Regions from separate parts of the Mus musculus genome. Here region 1 is linked to region 2. Evidence: chromatin loops called from intact Hi-C (ENCODE). Cell type or tissue: gastrocnemius. All regions are shown on one strand. Each heading gives the region's core, and the rest is flanking DNA. Links, peaks and the distances in the headings are about the cores only.

Evidence for each region. Peaks named below come from ENCODE experiments on the same cell type or tissue, not always from the same donor. Only the 100,000 strongest peaks of a DNase experiment are listed, where the experiment ranks them.
Region 1: it touches region 2 in a loop (2.9-fold over the local background); 32 of 42 quality-filtered maps call a loop at or near these places.

The regions. Positions count from the first base shown.
Region 1 is chr8:84,507,874-84,518,322 of GRCm38, reverse strand. It overlaps Cacna1a (calcium channel, voltage-dependent, P/Q type, alpha 1A subunit), which reads right to left. Exons shown (of 47, transcript NM_007578.3): 4 at 3,269-3,360. Among named protein-coding and RNA genes, the nearest start is that of Gm32854, 76 kb to the left of the region's middle. In gastrocnemius, for the core only: CTCF peaks have their summits at 4,362 (motif pointing right) and 8,325 (motif pointing right); DNase peaks (open chromatin) are centred at 4,372 and 6,458.
Region 2 is chr8:84,360,056-84,370,504 of GRCm38, reverse strand. It overlaps a transcript of Cacna1a not described here. Among named protein-coding and RNA genes, the nearest start is that of Gm23626, 15 kb to the left of the region's middle. In gastrocnemius, for the core only: a CTCF peak has its summit at 6,599 (motif pointing left); DNase peaks (open chromatin) are centred at 5,145 and 6,584.

The DNA.
Region 1 (10,449 bases), core at 834-8,833, 150 kb before region 2:
TCATCCAAAACCTCCCCGGGGTTACCAGCAAGACTGTATAGGCCTGCAGCCAGCACCTCAACTCTCAACTCCAAAGAACTAGATTCCCAATAAACTCATCAGCTTGTGGCCATGAGCCAGGCAGGCAGCAGATTGGGAAGTGGGGCTCAGGGATATTTGATTTCTCTGTGGGCTCAAGAGACAGCAAAGTCAAGCATTTGCACTTGTGTGAGCCTGGCCCAGGCTACTAGGCACTACCCATACAAGCTTCCCTGTTCTGAGCAGCTCAGTTGAGAAGGATGACACTGGGGTCAGGTGGTCCCTGGGGGCTGTGGTGGGCTAGGTGTGGAGGATCCAGATGTGAACATCAGATCAGGGCCCAGGCAAGCCCTTATCCTCACAGACCCACCATCAGTGTCTTTACCTCACTAGATGATACAGCCATAGATATTTTAGGTATTTTGTGAGACAGAAGGGGGTTAAAAACTAAAGATGCTTAAAATTTCATCCTATGTGAAGAGTTCCATGATTCTAAGTGTTTTGATAATTTAATTAATTATTGTGGTTATCTGTAGAGGTCAGAGGAAAACTTCCTGGAGTCCATTCTCTACTCTTTTGTGGGTCTTAGGGAGCGAAGTCCCGTTATCATCAGTGCTTCTGTTAAGTGCTTTACCAACTGAGCTATGTTGTAGCCCACCACAGCCCTAAAACTCAAGAAATGTTACAACAACTTTTCCCTGAATCCCCCCCCCACCTTTTCCCTCATTGCAAGCTAGAAGATTGAGACTCTAACTTCCTGTGAAGCAGGCCAAATTCTGACCACAGTCTCCGTGCCGTACACAGACTGCGCAGTATCCAGAGGTCCCGTAGACAGGAGTATCTGCGGACACCTGCGTCTGCTCTATAAAGTGGATGCTGTTTGCAGAGTCTACACATGTCTTCCTGTGTCACCTAAATATCTTGAGATAACTTTTTTTTTCTTTTGAGACACGTTTTCTCTCTGTAGCCCTTACTGTCCTGGAACTCTCTATGTAGACCAGATTGGCCTCAAGTTCACAGAAATCTGCCTGCTTCTGCTTCTCTAGTGCTGGGATCAATGGCATGAGCCACGGCACCCAGCTTCTTCTCTTAACACCTCATACACTGTTAACACTATGTAAATAATTTTTAGACTGTGGTGTTCAGGGACAAAGTCAAGAAAGCCATGTGCTTGGATCAGACAGGCTGTTCACCCATGACTGTTTCAGCCCCTGAACCTGTGAGTGGGGAGCCCACGGACACTGGGCAGATTATGTAAGGGGGCTCTTCCTTGTGCTCTTCACAGGTAGGTGTTTTTGTTATTATTGTTATTATTATTATTTAGCTTTTCAAGACAGGATTTCTTTGTGTAGCCTTGGCTGTCCTGGAACTAGCTCTGTGGATCAGACTAGCCTTGAACTCACAGAGATCTGCCTGCCTTTGCCTTTTAAGTACTGGGACTAGAGACATGCACCACTACTGCCCAACTTTAATGACTTTTTAAAATGTGCATTGGTGTTTTGCCTACATGGTTGTCTGTGTGAGGGTGTCAGAACTCCCAAAACGGGAGTTGTGAGCTGCTATGTGGATGCTGGGAACTGAACCTGGGCCTCTGGAAGAGCAGCCAATGCTACTAACCAGTGGGCCAACTCTCTAACTCACCTTTACATCTATCTATCTATCTATCTATCTATCTATCTATCTATCTATCTATCTATCTATCTATCTATCTATCTATCTTTTCTTTCTTTCTTTCTTTCTTTCTTTCTTTCTTTCTTTCTTTCTTTCTTTCTTTCTTTCTTTCTTTTTCTATCTATCTAGTGTGTGAGTGTGTGTATCACAGTGAACACATGCAGGTCAAAGGATGACTCATAGGATGCAGGGCTTTCCATATGGGGACCAAGGATGGAAAGCAGGCCTGCAGGCCACTTTACCTTCTTGTTCTCTCCCTTCATCCTAGCAAATGTCTCCCTCGCCCTATCCACCAGGGAGAGTAACACCAGCTCCTTAGTACTGGCTTGTCACCTGCTCTTAATTTAATGGGACACAGATGCCTGCTGGGCTCCCAGAGCCTGGCTATGGGCTCCTTTTCCCTGTAAAATAAATGTGCTGGAAGTCAGCTGGGAAATCTTTTTAATTTTGAACTTTCTTATGGTGCTGAGGGGGAAGCCATGGCGAGGCAAGTACTGAGAGACATCAGCCCACCAGAGAAACCTCTTCAGATCTGGATGGGAGTCACTCAGGTCAATGATGCCAATATGTGGAACATAGTGCAGGGGCAGTGTGGTACTTATTTCCACCCCCCGCTCTGTGCATGAGCGTGTGTGCGTACGTGTGTGTGTGTGTGCGCGCGCGCGCGCGCACAGGTGTCAGGTATCTGCCTTGAATCTCATAAACCTGGTATTCCTTGATTCAGCTAGACCCACTGGCTGTGAGCTCCAGGGAGCCTCAGTCTCCACCTTCCCAGTACCAGAATTACAGACGTCACCACCATACCCAGCTGTTTTTTGTTTGTTTGTTTGTTTGCTTTTGCAAGGGTTCTTTGTGACCAAACTCAGTTCCTCACAATTGTGGTAAGTATTCTTTGAGCAGAACTATCCTTCAGCTACCCAGAGTAACTGCTTTCTGATTTCTATCAGGTGAGGACATGGATTAGAAATAGCCCTCTGGCGGCATCTGGTCTGGCTTGAATGTTGGGGACAGAATCCTGAGCCTGTGCCACAGCCTGCCCCATGTCGTGAAGCCCAGACATCCCTGGAGACCAAGTGTGCAGGAGAATGTGCACAGACCCTGTGTTCATTCTACCCGCCTGTCAAGAACTCCTCTGAGCCTCACCCTTCTCATCTGTGCAATGGATATCCACTGATTGAGTACAGTGGCAAAACGAGAGCATTGGAGGCTCTCTGTGCAGTGCTCCATTCACAGGTACTAACTGCCATCAGTCACTATCACAGGGTTACCACCCAGGCAAGACTAATTCTCACTCAGCCCCTTCTCTTTAATCTGACCCTAATCCAACTATTCAGCCATCCCGAGTCTCTCTCTGTGCCCACTTATAAAATAGTTTCTATAATAGGTTCTGGGTGCTAAAGAAGCCATGTGCAGAACATGACTCCTGGCAGACTGTAGGTGCTCAATAAATAGGTGTGGCCTCTGGTCTGCTTCCAGAGACCACATAGACCTGGTTCCTGGGACCCCTATGGGGAGCATGCCCTGATGGGAATGGGGGGGGGCTAAGCAGAATCTTCTAGAAGGATGGAGACTCACGCACTTGGGATTCCAGACACCAGCTTGAGTGGCCGCAGCACACGAACCGCCCTCAGTGTCCGTAGGTCAAACTCCGTCCCGACAGTGGCCAAGATGCTACAAGAGAAAATGACAGTAAGACACAGAAGCTGGGGTCAGGGCAGGTGAGTGGGGTTGTACCTCAGCTGGGGATTAGACAGCTTCAGCATCAGCTCAGTTCTATCTCCCACTGAGTGACAGTGATGGTTCCTGTCCTTTGGAACGAGAGGTGACTTATTATCCCCCCTTTTTCATGTGTGTGTGATATATGAGTGCATATGTGTACCCACAGAGAGGGGACATACCTCTAGTCCCAAGATGCCCATGGGCCAGCTAGCCTGGGGTACATGAAGAGCAGAGACAGCCAGTGACACCCAGTTCTCTTTTCTCTTTCTCCACAAAATGCTTGTTTTATATATGATAAAGATTAAGTGTGTTTGTACACACTTTTCTGAGACACTATGTCACTGTGTAGTTTTGACAGGTCTGGAGTGAACTCATACAGAGCCTCCTGCAGACTCTGCCTTCCGAGTGCTAGGATTAAAAGCATGAACCACCCCACAGTGCAAATACATATATATGACAGTATCACAATGTAGCATACTTATTATGTAGCCCAGGCTGTTACTGAACTCATAGAATTCCTTCTGTCTCAGTCTACACACACACACACACACACACACACACACACACGAAGACAGAATCTTACTATACAGCGCAGGCCTGAGCTGTGCCGTTCTCGTAGTACAGCCTCCTGACTGTTGGGATTCCAACCATGCCTGGCTCACCCCAACGTTGCAGTTTTCTTTGGGCTTCTTCAGATTTCCCCTGTCAGGCACCACTCTATTTCTGAGCCTCACTCTCCTCTCTCTGTGCAGACAGAGCTGTTGCTTAGCATGCACAGAGGAGCTAAGGGTCTTTGTGTGTTGAGAAAGCTGAGAGAACCCAGTAAACACATCAAATGTCAGAGTGATGTGTACCGAGGAGAAAAAATGCGTGAGAGAGGGGGGCAGACTGGGGAAGGGAGGGTTGTAAGGGAAGTGGTGGCATTTACACCAGTACAGCTCCTTACCACTTGGGGGCAGCACCCCAGTGCTCTTATCCAGGTTGGGATAGGTGTGGATCATGGGGTAGAGTTCCTGCCTAGAATCCCCAAGTGAGGGGCTGGGTGTGACTCAGGGGTAGAGCACCTGCCTAGAATCCCCCAGTGAGGGTAGGGGTGTGGCTCAGTGTCAGAGTGTTTGTCTAACATCCACAAGGCAATGTCTTTCATCTCAAGTGGAGGGAGAAGAGAACAGACCAGCACTGTCCAATAGAAACCTAACTTTTCCACATTAAACAAATATATTTAATGCTTCCATATTAAACAAATAAAAGGAACAGGTAACGTTAATTCCACAATATAGTTACCATCTTCTATTCAAAGTTCAACCATTCTCTGTTATCCACAGTGAATGCTTCCAGGATGACCCAATGCCATAATGAGGCAAGGAGCCCACATTCCTTCTATGGAATGGCGTGCTATTTATGTCAAACCTGCATGTATCCTCCTGTGGATTGTGTGTATGGGCACGCACTGCCCCGGGCTGCATATGTAGGTTAGGGGACAACCTTCAGATGCCTGCCTTTGTCTTTGCTCTTGTTTGACACGGGATTTCTTTCTTGCTACTGCATGAGGCATGATGAGATTAAGGAGATGCACCTCTACACACACACACACACACACACACACACGTCTTAAATTTTATATATATAAAATTTAAAGGGGAGGTCTTTATATATATATGTATATATACACACATCTTAAATTATTTATATACACATATATACATACATACATATACACACATATATGTGTGTATATATATATGTGTGTGTGTATACATATATACATACATATGTGTGTGTGTATATATATACATATATATATGTGTGTGTATATATATATATATATATATATATATATATATATTTGTACAACATACATATGTTTAAGGCAAGGTTTTACTTTGCAGCCCATGTTGGTCCTGAACTGGGACCAGCTTTCCTGCCTCCCCTTATGTACTGGGATAATGGGTATGAACCACCACTCCCAGTCACACACACTCAGCCTCCAGGCTAGATCCCCAGCTCTAACATACCAGTACTAATCATTGTTGCTTGTAGTACTGACTCCAAGGCCACAGCCATGCTGAGCAAGCCCCCTGCTGCTGAGATACACCTTTGACCCTTGGCTCTTTGGGACAGGTTCTCACTTGTAACCCATGCTGGCTTTAAACCTGTGATCATTCTGCCGCAGCCTCCCAGGGGCTGGGACCACAGACATAGGACACTGTACCCAGCTGGGATTGTACTGTCACAGCACCCCCATCATGTCTCTTGTCTTCTTAGACCTTCCTCAGCAAAAGCTGAGTCCTCCTGCTGCTCTCCAAAGCCCTGCGCCATTGGCCCCATCCTTTCCCTCACCCACCCTCAGACTCTGCTCATTCTGCTCCAACCCCCTCCCCCAACTTATCATCATTCTTCAAAGACACAAAAGGAGTTCAAGGCTACCCTGGAACTAAAACATACAAATGAACAAACGAAACAAATACCAGGGTGGGGCAAGGCCAGAACCTGAGGGTGGGCTGGTGATAGGAACTGGGCATGGCCAGGGCTGGTGTTAGATATGCAATTAGCCCAAGGATGGCACACAGATCCAAGTGAAAGGTCCTCTGTGGCTCCTGAATTAGGAGGCAGGAAACTGGGAAATGGAGGCCCCCAACAGCAGAGCACAGAGCCAGGGAGCTCAGATCCAGGGCGCAGTCACAAACTCTCAGACCCAGGCCCCAGAGCTGCCCCAGATGAACTCACTACACTGTGAGACCTTGGCCTTAGCTGGCCCAGGCCTCAGAACAGCACCAGCACTGGCCTCTCTCACACCCAGCATGACTTCAACTGACTCCCAAGAGGTTGGAGCTCCGGTCCCCTTGCCCACTTCCCCAGAAGGATGGCAGGAATTGGAAGTGTAGAAATCAGGAGGCTGTGACCTGGGGACTATCGGGAGTGTCTTGCCCTGTGGACAGTGAGAGTCACAGGAGGTTGTGGAGCAGAGGAGGGACATGATTAGGGCTGGCAAGGGGAAGACAAGCTTGACAGCTGAGAGGACAGATTGGTGGCGATGAAGCCCGAGTGAGGAAGGAGCTGTGAGAGCGGCCGGTGTAATGAGGGCTAGAAGTAGGGCAGAGGCGGTGGGAGTACAAAGGAGGCCCTGGTTTATATATAGCTGCCATTAACGCTGTGCATCAGGGAGCCTGCCTGGGTGCGCTGCATCCGGCCTGCATCCGAGGCTGCCAGTCGCTCACGGCCCATTTTACAGAGGAGGATGCCAAGACTCGCAGAAATCAGTGTCACACCAAAGATCTTAGTCACACCAAGAAGGAACTCGAACTCAGGACCATAGGTGTGAACAGCCTCACACTCCCACCCTGCAGAGCCTGACCTTCAAGAGACTACTTGGATGGGGGAGGGTCGCGGTGGAGAACAAAAGACACTCGTTTGTTCATTCCACAGAAACTTAGGTACCAGGCTTTCAGGGAGCGCCACAGTGAACAGCTGACGGGAGAGCCTGGTGGTGAGGAGTTCCAATTCCCCCGAGCATCTGACCAGGGAGTAAGCGTTGTGTGGGAAAGGGAAAGACTAAGGTGACGCCAGGGTTTGGTGTGGGTCAAAGAGCTGGTACCAATGGAGATAGGAAAGACAAGGAAGGAGGAGGCTCATGGGGATATCAGGACTTGAAGGAAGGCAGGCTGAACTGGAGGTGTCTGTGTTAAAGGCCTTCCCGTAGAGCCAGGCACGGTGGCTAGGCCTTTAATCCCCGCTCTTGGGGCAGAGACAGGTGGATCTCTGTAAATTCCAGGCCAGGTTGGTCTATATAGTGAGATCCTGCTTCAAAAACAAAACAACCAAAGAAATACACACACACACACAAACACTCACACTCACACATATGTGTGTATATACATATGCACACACACAAAAACACATACATATGCACTCACACATACATACATTCTCTCTCTGTCTCTCTCACACACACTCACACACACATATAAGCATGCACTCACACACACACATACACGCATGTGTGTACATATATATGCACACATACATACATTCCTCTCTCTCTGTCTGTCTCTTTCTCTCTCTCTCTCTCTCTCTCTCTCTCTCTCTCTCACACACACACACACACACACACACTTCCACTGTGTGTGAGACTTCTAAGAGAATCCTGTAGCACAACCATGAGAGTTTGCTTAGCTCAGTCTTCACTGCTCCCAGAGCCGACTCTCTTCTTTCAGGTGTCAGGAACACTGTGGCTCCCTTGCCTCTCTTCTTCACCTCGCTGCATTTCAAATCCTGGTCCAAACTGAGATGCATCTGTGCGCAAAGCAGCACCCCACTTCCTCTCTCAGAGGACAGACACCTTTCCTCTGTCCCGAAGCATCTTCTGCTTCCTAAATACTTTGTGGGTGAGTGGTACAGCATGACAGGGGACAGGGTGACAGGCTCCCGAGTGTCCCCAAGCAGACAGGAGCAGTAGAAAAGGGACCCCTGGAGAAGAAACACTAAGTACAAAGCAGGCATGCAGCGAGGGCTGGCCACCTCAGGCCTCTGGAGGACGCCATAGGAAGAGCAGAGGAGAGGATGAGGATACAGACGTGGGAGGAGGGAGGAAAGTCCAAGTGGAAGACAGCGGCATCCCCGGGGGCCAAGAGCCAGGGTCTCTGAGGAGGACGTCACTGGGGTTCAGAGCAGCACCAGCAGGACTCAGAAGACCAAGGGCAGCCACCCCCAAGACCAGGTTTCTAACTGCTGTGAGAAGAGAGAGCTCTCAGGACAGACTTGAGTACATGGGTTTATTTAAGATTTGTTTTATTTTTAATCATGTGTATGTGCGTACGTGTGTGTGTGTGTGTGTGTGTGTGTGTGTGTGTGTGTGTGTGTTTGGTTGTACAGACGCATGTGAATGTAGTTGCCTGTGGCAGCCAGAGGAGGGCAGTGGATCACCAGTAGCTGGAGTTAAAGGCAGTTGTGAGCTGTCCACCTGTGGCAGCCAGAGGAGGGCAGTGGATCACCAGTAGCTGGAGTTAAAGGCAGTTGTGAGCTGTCCAACGTGGGCACGGAGTCCTCTGCAAGAGCAGCCAGTCCCTGGGTACATGCATTTACACATCTCAGAAGGACTCCAACGGCAGGCCCTGTGGCATCCAGGAGCAGGGCTGCCCATAGGTAACCAGCGGCCCGACTTACTATGGGTTTATGAAAGCACTCATTGCTTATGAGAGCTCAGGCTGATTCTGTCCCTCCAAGTGCTGGAGTGGTAGAGCTTCCCTACAGCTTTTAAATATGCATCTAAACTGACTGAAATTAAACAAAGAAACAAAAAATTCAGCTAGAGTGGTCACATGTGGAGCACCACAGCCACCCATGGGCACCGTGGACAGTGGTGCTCCTGCACGGCCACTCTGGAGGGACCGGGGTGCCCATCAGCACCTCAAGGTAAGTTTGACAAACATTAAGTTCTCAGCAAGTGTTTGTTGAATGCACAAATGATGGAGAGGTAAAGATACACAACTGTGGAGATATTAGACGATAACAGACTCTCCTCTAGGAGAGACGGGAGGCCCGGAAGTTTAAAGCAAAGACTCATGGGCTACATGAACCACTCAAGGACTTCCCACTCTCTCTTGGTGGCAGAGCATGCCTTGCTATGGGTGTGCTGGTCATATGACCTAGTTACATGATACCAGAGCCCAAGTCAGTTTGCTGGGTATTTCCGGGAAAGAGTTTCTCCTGGAGAAGAGTCAAACGTCAGGAAACAGCCCTTTCTCTTCCTGTCTGTGGTTGTTGGCCTTGTGTCTTGATGTGATGACTGGAAGACATTTTGGAAGTGTTGTTGACCATAGGGAGACCAAAAAAAATCCCTAAAGTGAAGAACGATCAGGAAGCTGGAAAGACTTCATACGGGTGTGGCCATGCTAAAGATCCAACCCTACAATCAAGTGTCCTCCATACTTTCTGTAATGAGGGTCTCAAAGGGTCCAGATCCAAACTGTTCTAATCACCAGTTGTGTAGCCTTGGACAACTCATCTCATCCCTCTGGGCCTCAGTTTCCTGAGTGAACTGGAGATGGTAACTACTTCTCTTTTGGGGGGGAGGGGATTTCTGGGCTGTGTGTGAGCCTCTGGAACGATGTCTGCTGCCTCGTCTTCATCTCATTCATTATGCTATTGCAGCTAAATTCTTTCGGGATCAGCTTCCACCGGGGTGTGGCTGTGGGTGGGGAGGAGTATCACGTTCTCTGCTGGTTGGAAGTATGTAAGCACGAATTTCTTCTTCTGCCATCCGCCCCCTTACCCCTCCCCCCCCCCAACGTGGTGTGATTGCATGTGCGTGCAGGTGGAGGCCAGAGGCTGATCTCATTTTCCATCTCTCATCTACCTTGTTCACATCATCAGACTGGGAGCTGGCACACCTGCCATTTGCATGAGTTCTGAGGATCTGAACTCAGGACCTTGGGTTTGTGCGGCATGTTCCCGTCCGCATCAGTAAGTATTAACAGAGGCCGTGACTGCCATGCCCTTGTGAATAAGGAGAGAAGCGTGTGGGCAGTCTTGGGCCTGGGGCTTGGGGTGATCAGTGAGGCTGTCAGCCGAGAGAGTGGGATGAAGAGGCCGTGAGCGTGGAAAGCTCTGGCGATGATGGAAGATTCTGTGACTCCCTATCCCAGCCTACACGAGACCCATGCTTCTAAGATTCACAAGTGCTACCAAGGTGAAACCTGGGAGCAGGGCTGTCTCTCAGTCATCTGGGGTTGTACAAATCCACCTTCTGCTATACACAGAACCCAAGAAACATGTCTGCTGGAACCTGGTCTTCCCAGGAAAGGGGGTTAAACCAGGAAGAAAGCACCTTAGTGGATGGATAGATAGGTCTTCATAGAGCGCTCAATGGTAGATGGGATGTGTGTCGCACACCTTGAACACAAGCATTTGGGAGGCTGAGGTTGGCAGATCTGTGAATTGTAGGCCAGCCAGGGCTACATTGTGAGACCATGTCAGGAAAAGAGCTCAGGTGAAGAGGCGTTCTCCACTCTCTGCCCTGTGAGGACAATGGCAGCAAGTGTC
Region 2 (10,449 bases), core at 856-8,855:
TTTCAGGTTGTCCTGGGCCACAGACTGGCACCTGTTTCTAAAAGAAAGAAAGAAAGAAAGAAAGAAAGAAAGAAAGAAAGAAAGAAAGAAAGAAAGGAAGGAAGGAAGGAAGGAAGGAAGGAAGGAAGGAAGGAAGGAAGGAAGGAAGGAAGGAAGGAAGGAAGGAAGGAAGGAAGGAAGAAAGAAAGAAAGAAAGAAAGAAAGAAAGAAAGAAAGAAAGAAAGAAAGAAAGAAAGAAAGAAAGAAAGAAGGAAAGAAGGAAAGACGTGAAGGAAGGATGGAGGATGGGAAGGGGCAGGAAGGGGCAGGCACCTCTTGGAAGCCAGTCTTGCTGTAATTTTTATTAACTGTGTCTCACTGGGTTGCAGGAGAAGCCAGTCAAAGTTAATCCAAAGAGGAGGAGTGCAGAGGGAGTTAGAAGGTTAGCCAGGCCTCAACTGGACTGTACTGAAAGCTCACACCCCTTGCAGTTCTGAGAAGCAACAAAAGCAAACAACAGCAGCCAGACATGGGGTTGGACACCTCTGAGCCCACACTCAGGAGGCACAAGTGTGAGGTTGGCCTTGGCTACAAAGCACAAGCCTGCCTCAAAAAACAAAACAGCGAGTAAGGGATTTCCTCATGGGGTCAGAAAGATGCCTTAAATAAAAGCAGTGCTTGCCACACAAGCAGAAGGACCTGAGTTAGAGCCCCAGCACCCACACAAAGAATAGCTGAGTGTGTGAGCACATGCTCGCTCAGTGTGTAAGCACATGCTTGCTCAGCATGTACACACTGGGAGCAGAGACAGGCAGGGTCCTGGGGCTCACTATGGCAAGGTCCAGGACAATGAGAGGGAAGCCCTGCTTAATAAAAGGAACCTGAGGATACCTGGGCCTCCACGTGCATGTGCACACAAGCACACACATCCAAAAGAAAGAAGAAAGGGAAAAGGGAAGGGAGAGAGGGAGGGAAGAAGAAGGGAGGGAGGAGGGAGGGAGGGAGAACAGACACAGAAGATCCCTGATGTATTCAGAGCCTCGTTTTCAATGTGAAGCTTGGGAGATGATGGACACAGTAATGCCTTTGACTTTTCCAGTGCTGTGCACCAGATTGAAACACCACATCATAATGCCCAACTCTGCATGACTGTTTGATCCATTCAAGTAAAGTTAAAACTGTTTTCAGTGAATACTAAGGAACTAATGAACAACATGGGTATTCACAGGAGTCCTGGAACTGAGGGTCTAGGATCTGAGTGCTTTGGGGGTACTCATTGGCTCACTCCATTCTGACACCACCACTCTAAAGTGGGCAATGCAATGTCACAAATGAGGAAAAGAGCCCGTAAGGTACCACAGAAATCAATGGAGTCTGCGATTGGTACCAGGAGTGGGGTGTGAGCAAGTACATTAACATTACAAGGGTGCAGTGAACTTGGATCAAGACTTGATGTTGGGTGCTGTGGCTCCTAAGCCCAAAGGCATAACCACACTGTTCCTCAGTTTCCCCAACCTCTAGCCCTTGGCCCCCTTTGACTTTCCCCTGGTTTCTTTTTCTTAAAAGACTTATTTTTAAATTTTAAAAATATTTATTCATTTTATATAAATAAAATATTTATTCATTTTGGCTGCATGTAAGTCTGTGCACCATATGCATACTTTGTGCCCAAAGAGGCCAGAAGAGGGCATCAGATTCCCTGGAACTGGAGTTACAGATGGTTGTGAGCCATTATGTGGGTGCTGGGAGCTGAACCTGGTTGTCTACAGATGCAACAAGTGGTTTTAACCACTGAGCATCTCTCTAGTCCCGTTTTTATTTATATTTTTAGTTATATGTGTCTCTGTTTCCATGTGAATGCATGCCATGTAAGTTCAGTGCTCAAAGAGGCCAGAAGCCAAAGGCATCAGATCTTCCTCGAGCTGAAGCTACAAGCCATTGTGAGCTAACTGACAGAGGTTCTAGGAACTGAACCTGGGTCCTCTGTAGGAGCAGTGAGTGCTGCTAACCTCTGAGCCCTCTCAGGCTGTGTCCCAACCTGTTATAGTCTCCTAGCTTCCTCCTTTTTTTTTTAACCACCTCTTCCATCAAGAAATTTCAGTGTTCCCTCTGAACTCACTTCTTTCTTTACCTGTCACTTTATTTATTGGAGGTTGTTTGATTGTTTTTATATAAAGCCCTGTCTACATAGCCTAGGCTAGTCTCTGCCACTCTATCTTTTTGCCTCAGACTCCCAAATGCTGGGTGATAGCCTGTATAACCATGCCCAGTATTTTTTTTAATTTTTATTTTTAATTTTAATTTTAATTTACAAAGTCTGCAATCTGGATGGAAAAAATTTCACATCTTTCTTTCACCATTTCTAGCTGCAGTGACACTTCAAAGCAACAGGTGGCAGTGGGATCAGCAGGATCCTTGTGACTTTGTTGCCAATAGAGACAGTGTTTATGTCACCCAGAAGAGGTTCTGAAAGCCCATTCACTTCCACTACTTTGGCCTCTCTGATCTGCCACCGGCTCTGCTGTACATAGCACTTAGAGAAACATGTCTGTGACAACTCCAGGATCTCAAATGCTTTCAACATGATTGACTTCCTCCGTCTGGTTTGATCATTCAGAGAGGTGGGTCCCTTGACTTCACCGGACTGCAGAGTACTCATGGCTCAAAACATGGTCAGAGCCATCAGTGTAGCCTGGCATGGTGACACAGGCCAACATCTTTACACTCCAGAAACTGAGACAGAAGGCTAGAGAGTTTCAGAACAGCCTGGCTTCATAGCAATACCCTAACCCAACACATAGCTGGTTCTAATGATTCTGCTTCTCACATCCTTAGTGACTTCACCTTGTCACCTGGTCCCCATGAAACTCAAGGGTAGAGCAGAGAGGCTTCTCCCAGAAGTCACTCTCAGGGCCAGGGCAGCAGCTCTGCTTTCTGTAACCACAGAGCCACACCCTGGTCCCAGGCCTTCCCACTCAGCCGTGTGCTCTACTTACCTGGTCAGATGTGGAAATCCAAGATGCACTTAAAAAATGGTTGGCTCTCTGGGTCTACAGACTCAACCATCTGGAGATTGAATGTATCTAGGAGGGGAAATGGCCCCTGTGCTAAACACACACCGGGTGAAATAAGAGCAAAAACAAAACAAAACAACAAAAAATCTGCTAGGTTTTGTTTGGTTTGTTTTTGCAGAGCTCTAGGATTTCAAACACCTTTTAATGTGATTACTTTCTTTCTGTCTGCTACAATCATCTGAAATCAATTCAGAGAAGGGGGGATCCCTTGCCTTCCCTGGACTGTGGAGGACTTATGAGGCCTGGTGTGGATTTCACCTGCCCAGCTTTCTACTTCAGCTGCATCCTGTCACTTGAAGTCCCCTTAGTGTGTCTGGGATGGGCACACAAGTTCTAAGTAGATTCGCCATCATATTCTGGAAAGGGGTTGAGCATCTGTGGCTGGGGTCCCTTCCCTATACCTGCAAATGACATCACTTCTAGAATATGGATGCTCTGGATGCATCTGAGACCCAGCAAGGGACCTGGAAGGATCAGGGAGCTTTCTCACAAGAAAGCAACTGCTCTCTACTGGCTGGGATGCGACCATCTCGGTATCTGAACAATCATCTAGACTGTGCTTCCTCACGGGAAGCCACTGGACCTCAAGGAATGAGAATCCATACTGGAATCAGACCAGGATTACTCTGCTCCCAGGAAGCTCTGGGCATGCTTTGCTTTTGATCTGTTTGTGTTGAACTGTGTTTTCACCCCAAAGTGGATTTGTGACATCCAAACTGCAAATGAAGAGCTAGAGAGAGCCTCAGATGAGCATAAGTGGGAGAGGGTAAGGCACTGAATATGGGTTAAAGTACACAGAAGTGTGACCTCGGCTGGGGAAAGGGCACAGATGCCAAAATTCTTATGAAGACATGAGTCTGAGATTCAGAACATACATTTAAAAAGGAGGAGGAGGAGGAGGAGGAAGAGGAAGAAGAAGAGAAGGAAGAAGAGGAAGAGGAGGAAGAGGAGGAAGAGGAGGGGAGGGGAAGGAGGAAGAGGCAGCAGCACAAAGCAACAGAGCTGGAGAAGTGGCTCGAACACTAAGGATGTTGAGTTTGGTTCCCAAAACTCATGCAGGGTGTGGCTCATAGCATATCTAACTCCAGTTCCAGAAATCCAGTGACCTATCCTGGCCTATTTGGGGACTCATTCTTGTGCACAAATCCATGCACAGGAATACACATATACACATTAGAAGGGAATGAAAGAACTTGAGAAATGGCTCAGAGGTTATAAGTATTTGCTACTCTTGCAGAGGACCCAGGTTCAGTTCCCAGGTCCACACAGAGGCTCATAACCGTCAGTAACACCATTTTCCAGGGTTTCTGGTGCCCTCTTCTGACCTCTGCAAAAATCAGGCATGCATTCAGTACAAATACACACATGTAGGCAAAAGTCTCACATACATACATACATACATACATACATACATACATACATACATGTATATATAGGCAGGTCAGGTCTAGCAAGGTGGCTCAACGGATAAAGGAGTCGCCTACCAAAACTGAGGGTCTGAGTTTGAACCCCAGGATCTGCGTGATGGAAGGAGAGAATGACTTCAAAAAGTCCCCCAACCTCCACATGTGTACCCTGATATGCAACCTCATAAACACAAAAAATATAAATGTAATAATAAAAATAATAACAATGATGATTATAAAAGCTAGGCAGGGTGGCACAAGTGTGTAATCTCAGCACTGGGGCTGTGGAGACAGGCAGAGCCCTTGGGGTCACCAACCAGCCAGCCCAGCCTCATGAACAAGTTCTAGGTCAGTCAGAGACCCTGCCTCAAAACCTAAGTGATAGGCGTTGTAAGCTCAGAATCGTCCTGTGCTGGTGGTGAAAGCCAGGGAGAGACGGGCCAGCGTAAGCTCATGGACCCCACAAAGAGGAAGGATGGATCAGCACTGTTATAGACTTGAGACCTAAGGCACAAGTGAATCCTACATCAAAAGTCCTATGCCAGGAGGGAGACTTCAGGGACATGTGCTTGCAAGACACTTAGGAGCCAGCATAGAGCATGGAGAGCCTGCCAGGCACTGGGGGGGGGGGAGGGACACCCCAGAGCCTCTGTAGACCTTCCTTTGTGGCTTGAAGCCAAGGCCACTATTCAAAGGACAAAAAGAGGGTCTCTCTGCCCTGCAAGCCAGCCAGCTGCACTGGAGAAGCAGCGCCCTGGGACCAGACCTATTTCTTTTTAATATCAACTAGGCTAGAATTGTTCAACCTTCCTTCCCTTAAAAAAAAAAAGAAAGAAAGAATAGAAAGAAAGCGTTCTGATTCCTAAGCAGGTCCTGTCTAAAAGCCAGGTTTCATCTCTTTTCTTTTCCTTATGGAGACGAGGCCCTGAGACCATTTGTCCCTTCTGCCTGGTACAGAGAATGTACGCCAAGTGTCTTTGAGCCCACACTGTAGAGAAGCTGCCGCCTGAGGCTGCAGAGAAGAATCAGTGCGGAAAGCCTTCTGAGCATGAGGACCTGAGCTTCATCCCCAGGACCCATGGAAAAAGCCAGACATCTTGCAGCCTTGTATCCCTAGCATGGGGAGGGGGAGGGGGAGGGGAGACCGGAGGATCCCAGGGTTGCTGGGGCTGCAGAGCAGACAGCTAGCCTAATGATGAGCCCCAGGACCCAATGAGAGACTTGTGTTAAAAACCAGAGTGGAAGCCAGGCATAAATGGCACATGTCTTTAATCTCAACACTCAGGAGGCAGAGGCAGGTAGATTTCTGTGAGTTCAGGTCGGCCGGGTGTACATAGTGAACAGCACAGCCAGGGTTACAGAGAGAGACCTTTCTTTAAAAACTAAAACAAAACAAAACAAAACAAAACAAAACAAAACAAAACAAAACCAGAGTGGAGGTCTCCTGAGAAATTATGCTTGTGATTGACCTCTGACCTCCACATGCATGCTCACGTGTGTATACACGCCTGCACGCACAAACATGTATAGACCCACGAACAAAAGGAAATGTTTGCCACCCAGAGCTGGATGCTATCGCTGTCTCAACTTTACAGACAAGGAAACCAGACCATAGAGAGGACGAGGTTTTCCGCTCTCAGGGTCAGCCGCGTAGACCCTGATAGACCTGGGATTCAAACTCTGTCCACATGCCAGGCGAGAGTCCAGCCACTAAGACAGCCACAATCCCTTGCAATTGATCTTGGAAGTTTTTCCTTTATTATTATTGTGTATGTGAGTGCTCTCACACCTGAGCCACAGCATGCAGAGAGGGTTCAGACGGTAATGTGGAACCGTGTCGCTCCTGGCACATTTACACAGGTTCCAGGAATTGAATTCAGGTCTCCAAACTTGTGCATAAAGCCCAGCTAGCCTGCCTGCAACTGATCTTTACCAGATTCATTTCGCATTTAAAAAGAACTGGTTTGTGTGAGGACTGGTATGGTGAGAAATGACGTCTTGAGGGCTCTGCGACCAGTGTCTCAGAACACTGCTCCCTAAAGCTGGGAAGCGAAAGGCCAGGAGACACAACCTGGGATCTGCGTTTTCGGCTTCTGAGGCCTGGTACCTGCTCAGCTCGTGGACCACAGCGCCTCCTGGTGGTCTGCCACAGAACCTTCAAGCGGGAACCCGGCGGTTCTAAACCACTGGTCCGCAAACGCAGTTCCTAAAAGGTTCTAAAGGATGCATTTTTCAACACGGGGAGCCAGACAAACACACACAGTTCCGCTGTTTGAGGTAAAATTATCGCCAAATGTTCCCGGGAGTAAGGAAATGGTGTCTCATAAAAACACTAAGGGGGATGATGCTGAGGAGACAGCTCACACAGTAAAGCGCTTGTTACACAAGCTTAGGACCTGAGAACCAATGTAAAATTCCAGCAGTGGCAGGCAGTGTGTGCTGGGGCTAAACCAACAAGGCTCATAGTTAAGAGCGCTCCCTGCGGGCTGGAGAGAAGGCTCTGGCGGTTGAGAACACTAACTGCTCTTCCGGAGGTCCTGAGTTCAATTCCCAGCAACCACGTGGTGGCTCACAACCATCTGTAATGGGATCTGATGCCTCTTCTGGAGTGTCTGAAGACAGCCACAGTGTTCTCATATAAATAAAATAAATAAATCTTTAATTTAATTTAATAAATCTTTAATTTAAGTCTCTCAGACTTAAATTTTAAAAAGCCCCCCTCTGGGAAGTGAGGCAGAGCTCACCGCAAGGTCTGCTGGTGACCTCCTTGGGCACCTGGGGAAGGTCACCAAGGTTGTCCTCTGGCTCAGCACACACCTGCATGCAAACATACACATATCTGCAGTCATATGCATCTCCACACACTGACCGTGAATGTCCAGGTAAGTACTCATAAAACTCCTAAAGTCTGGACTGCTGAGATGAGCCCCGAAGGCTACATGCTGAAGCCCGTGCTGGTGTTCGGGAGTGATGGATGGGACCAGTGAGGGGTGGGGTCTAGTGAAGAAACTGAAGTCACAGGGGATTGACCCCCAACAGGGATTTAGAACCCCGATCCCTCTCTCCTCCCAGAATACCTCTCAGTGAGTTCTGCCTCACCATATGCAACACACCATGACGTGCCTCATCACAAATACAGCCCAGAAACTGAAGCTGGTGAGCATGGACTGCAGCCTTGGAAGCTGTGAGTCTGCAGCACAGGTTAGTAATAACATCACCTGAAAACAGCTAAAAGAAAGGATTTCAGCTATTCGCTCCCTGCGGTATGTCTAAAGTGATAGTTATCATAGCTCACCGGCTTCTCCCTCATTTCTCAGTGAGCTCAGGTGGATTCAGGCTCCCATGCACATGTGGATCTGGTGGCCATCACAGGCTTCACTAGACAGAGAGTGAGTCAGCAACAGTGGAGCTTTCTGGAGGGTCTGGGGATGGAGCCTCAGGCTGCAAGGATGCTAGGCCAGCACCCCACCACTCCTATCCCCAGCCCATCCATGCAAGTTTAAGAAAAAAGTGGGGGCGGGGGAGAGAGAGATCTGGAAAGATGGCTCAGTGATTAGGACCACTGGTTGTTCTTCCAGAGGACCTGGGGCTAAAGTCACAGATGGTTATGAGCTGCCATTGTGGTTGCTGGGAACTTCTGGGGTTTGAATAAGCATGGCACACAGACATGCATATAAAATAAATACTTTTAAACGTTAAAAGAATTAATTCCTATATCCTTGAAGAGCTTACAGATATGGTTTCAAGATTCTATTTCTTCTATAGTTTCCTGTAAGAGTAAGAAATTATTGAGCTGGTGGAGTGTGGTGGGCTGTGTATATAATGCCAGCATTCCAGGGGCTGAGGTAAGAGGATCTAAGACCTGCCTGGGCTACACAGTGAGGCTGTCAAAGGGTGGTGGGAAAACTAGACAGAATCAGGCGTTGGGGGCACATCTGCAGTCCCAGCACTGGGTACCAAGCAGGAGGGTCACTCAGTGCCAGACCAGCCTGGGCTGTAGACTGACACCCTGTCTCAAAAGGAGGGAAGGAGAGACTCCACTCATCCTAAGAGACACCAAACAGTACTGATCTAATTTGCTTGTCAACAAAGGGTAGCCAGAACTGATGATGGAGGATCTCAGTCATTGCCCAGGTGGCTAACCTTGCTCCTTAGCTCCAAGGTGAAACTCCAGGTGGGGAGTTTCAGCCACAGGACCACAGAAGCAGCTCAGATAACCCAGGCACACACTGTAGGACCCACTGGGGGTCTCTTTCTCCTCTCTCCTCACTCCTCTCCTTCCTCTCCCCTCTCTTTCTCTTCCCTCTTTCTTTCTCTCTTCCTCACTCCCTTCCTTCTTTCCTTCCTTTATTTTACAAAGGATTTGAGTGTGTGAGTGAGTGTGTGTGTGTGTGTGTGTGTGTGTGTGTGTGTGTGTGTGTGTGTGTGTGTGTGTGCTCACTGATACCCTTGGAGACCAGATCCCTTGGAGCTGGAGTCACAGGCATTTGTGAGCCACCTGAGGGGAGTGCTGCGATCTGAACCCCAGTCCTTATGATTGGGAAGAGTTCATGACCACTGAGCAAACCCTTAGCCTGCCTCAACAACCCCTTTATCTCTTTATGTTTTTAGAGAGAGGTTTGGTTTTGTTCAGTTGGAGGAGGGGTTGTTTTTTGAGACAAAATTTCATAGCCCAAGCTGACCTTCAGTTTTCTATGTAGCCAAGAACTCCTACCTCTGCATCTCCAATGCTGGACTTACAGATCTGCATCACCCACCACACCTGGGTTTCTGTGGTGCTGGGGTAGAACACAGGACCTAGTACAAGCTGGGCCAGTGCTTCACCAAGACACAGCACCGGTCTTTGGGGGGTTTTGTTTGGTTTTTCTTTAAAACAGGATTTTGCTCTGCAGACCAGGCTGGCCTGAAATTTTCTATGTAGTTGAAGATGATCTTGAATCTCTGATCCTCCTGCCTCCACTTCCCAGCTGCTGGGATGGCAGGAGTGGGCTTACCATGCCGGGGGAAGAGCAAGGGAAACGGAGAGCAGAGAGGGCTTTAAACAACAGAAAAGTTTAGTGAAACCTGAAATTCCAGCAATTCTGACTTAGAATATAATCTCCAAAGAACTGAAGGGGGTGTCCGAGGGGACACTTGTATACCCATGCTTAGTGTGGCTTCATACACAGAAGGGAGCCAGCATGAGTCCCATTGCTAGGTGGGCAGGTAAGAGGTGCAACAGTCTAGAGATACAAAGGAATATTACTCAGCCTTAAAAGAGAAAGATGGACTGGGAGGATGGTTCAGTGGTCAATTCTCGGACATGAGGACCAGGCATAGTGGTGCACACCTGAAATCCCAGCACTGGGAGGTCATGGGCTCCCTGAGGCTCCCTGCCTGACCAGCCTTGGCAAATTCCTGATCAGACAAGAACACCTGAGGTTCACCTTCACACACACACACACACACACACACACACACACACACACACACGAGGCAGACAAATCCACACACAAAGGAAGGGAACTTTAGCCCAGCCTGGTAGCACACACCTGCAATCCCAGCACTTGGGAGGCAGAAGAAAGGGGAAAGGAGAGGAGGGGAAGAGGGGAGGGGAGAGCCAGTAAGGACGTCCTGATATGGTTACTCCACAGCACAGACGATCTAGTCAGAGCGATGGCTACTCAGAGACTCCATTCCTAGGAGCTCCTAGATCAATAGCCTCAAGGGCCAGTGGCCAGTGCTGTATAAGGGACCCACTTCCAGATCTGGGTCTGGATTTTGATGTTTCTGAAGCCACTGCTTGTTCAGCTGTGTGCTCTGTGTACTTCTCCATCATAAAAACAGAGCTGATGATCAAACATAGCACAGAGCATCACCCACATCCCCACCCCCCAAAGAGATCAGGTCGTGTGCGTTAGAGATGGACTGAAGTTTATAAAGGCAGTTAAGGGCTGAGATTTGCTTTTAAATTCTCAGAAAATAAGGGGGGGGGCATGGTCTTGTGGCCT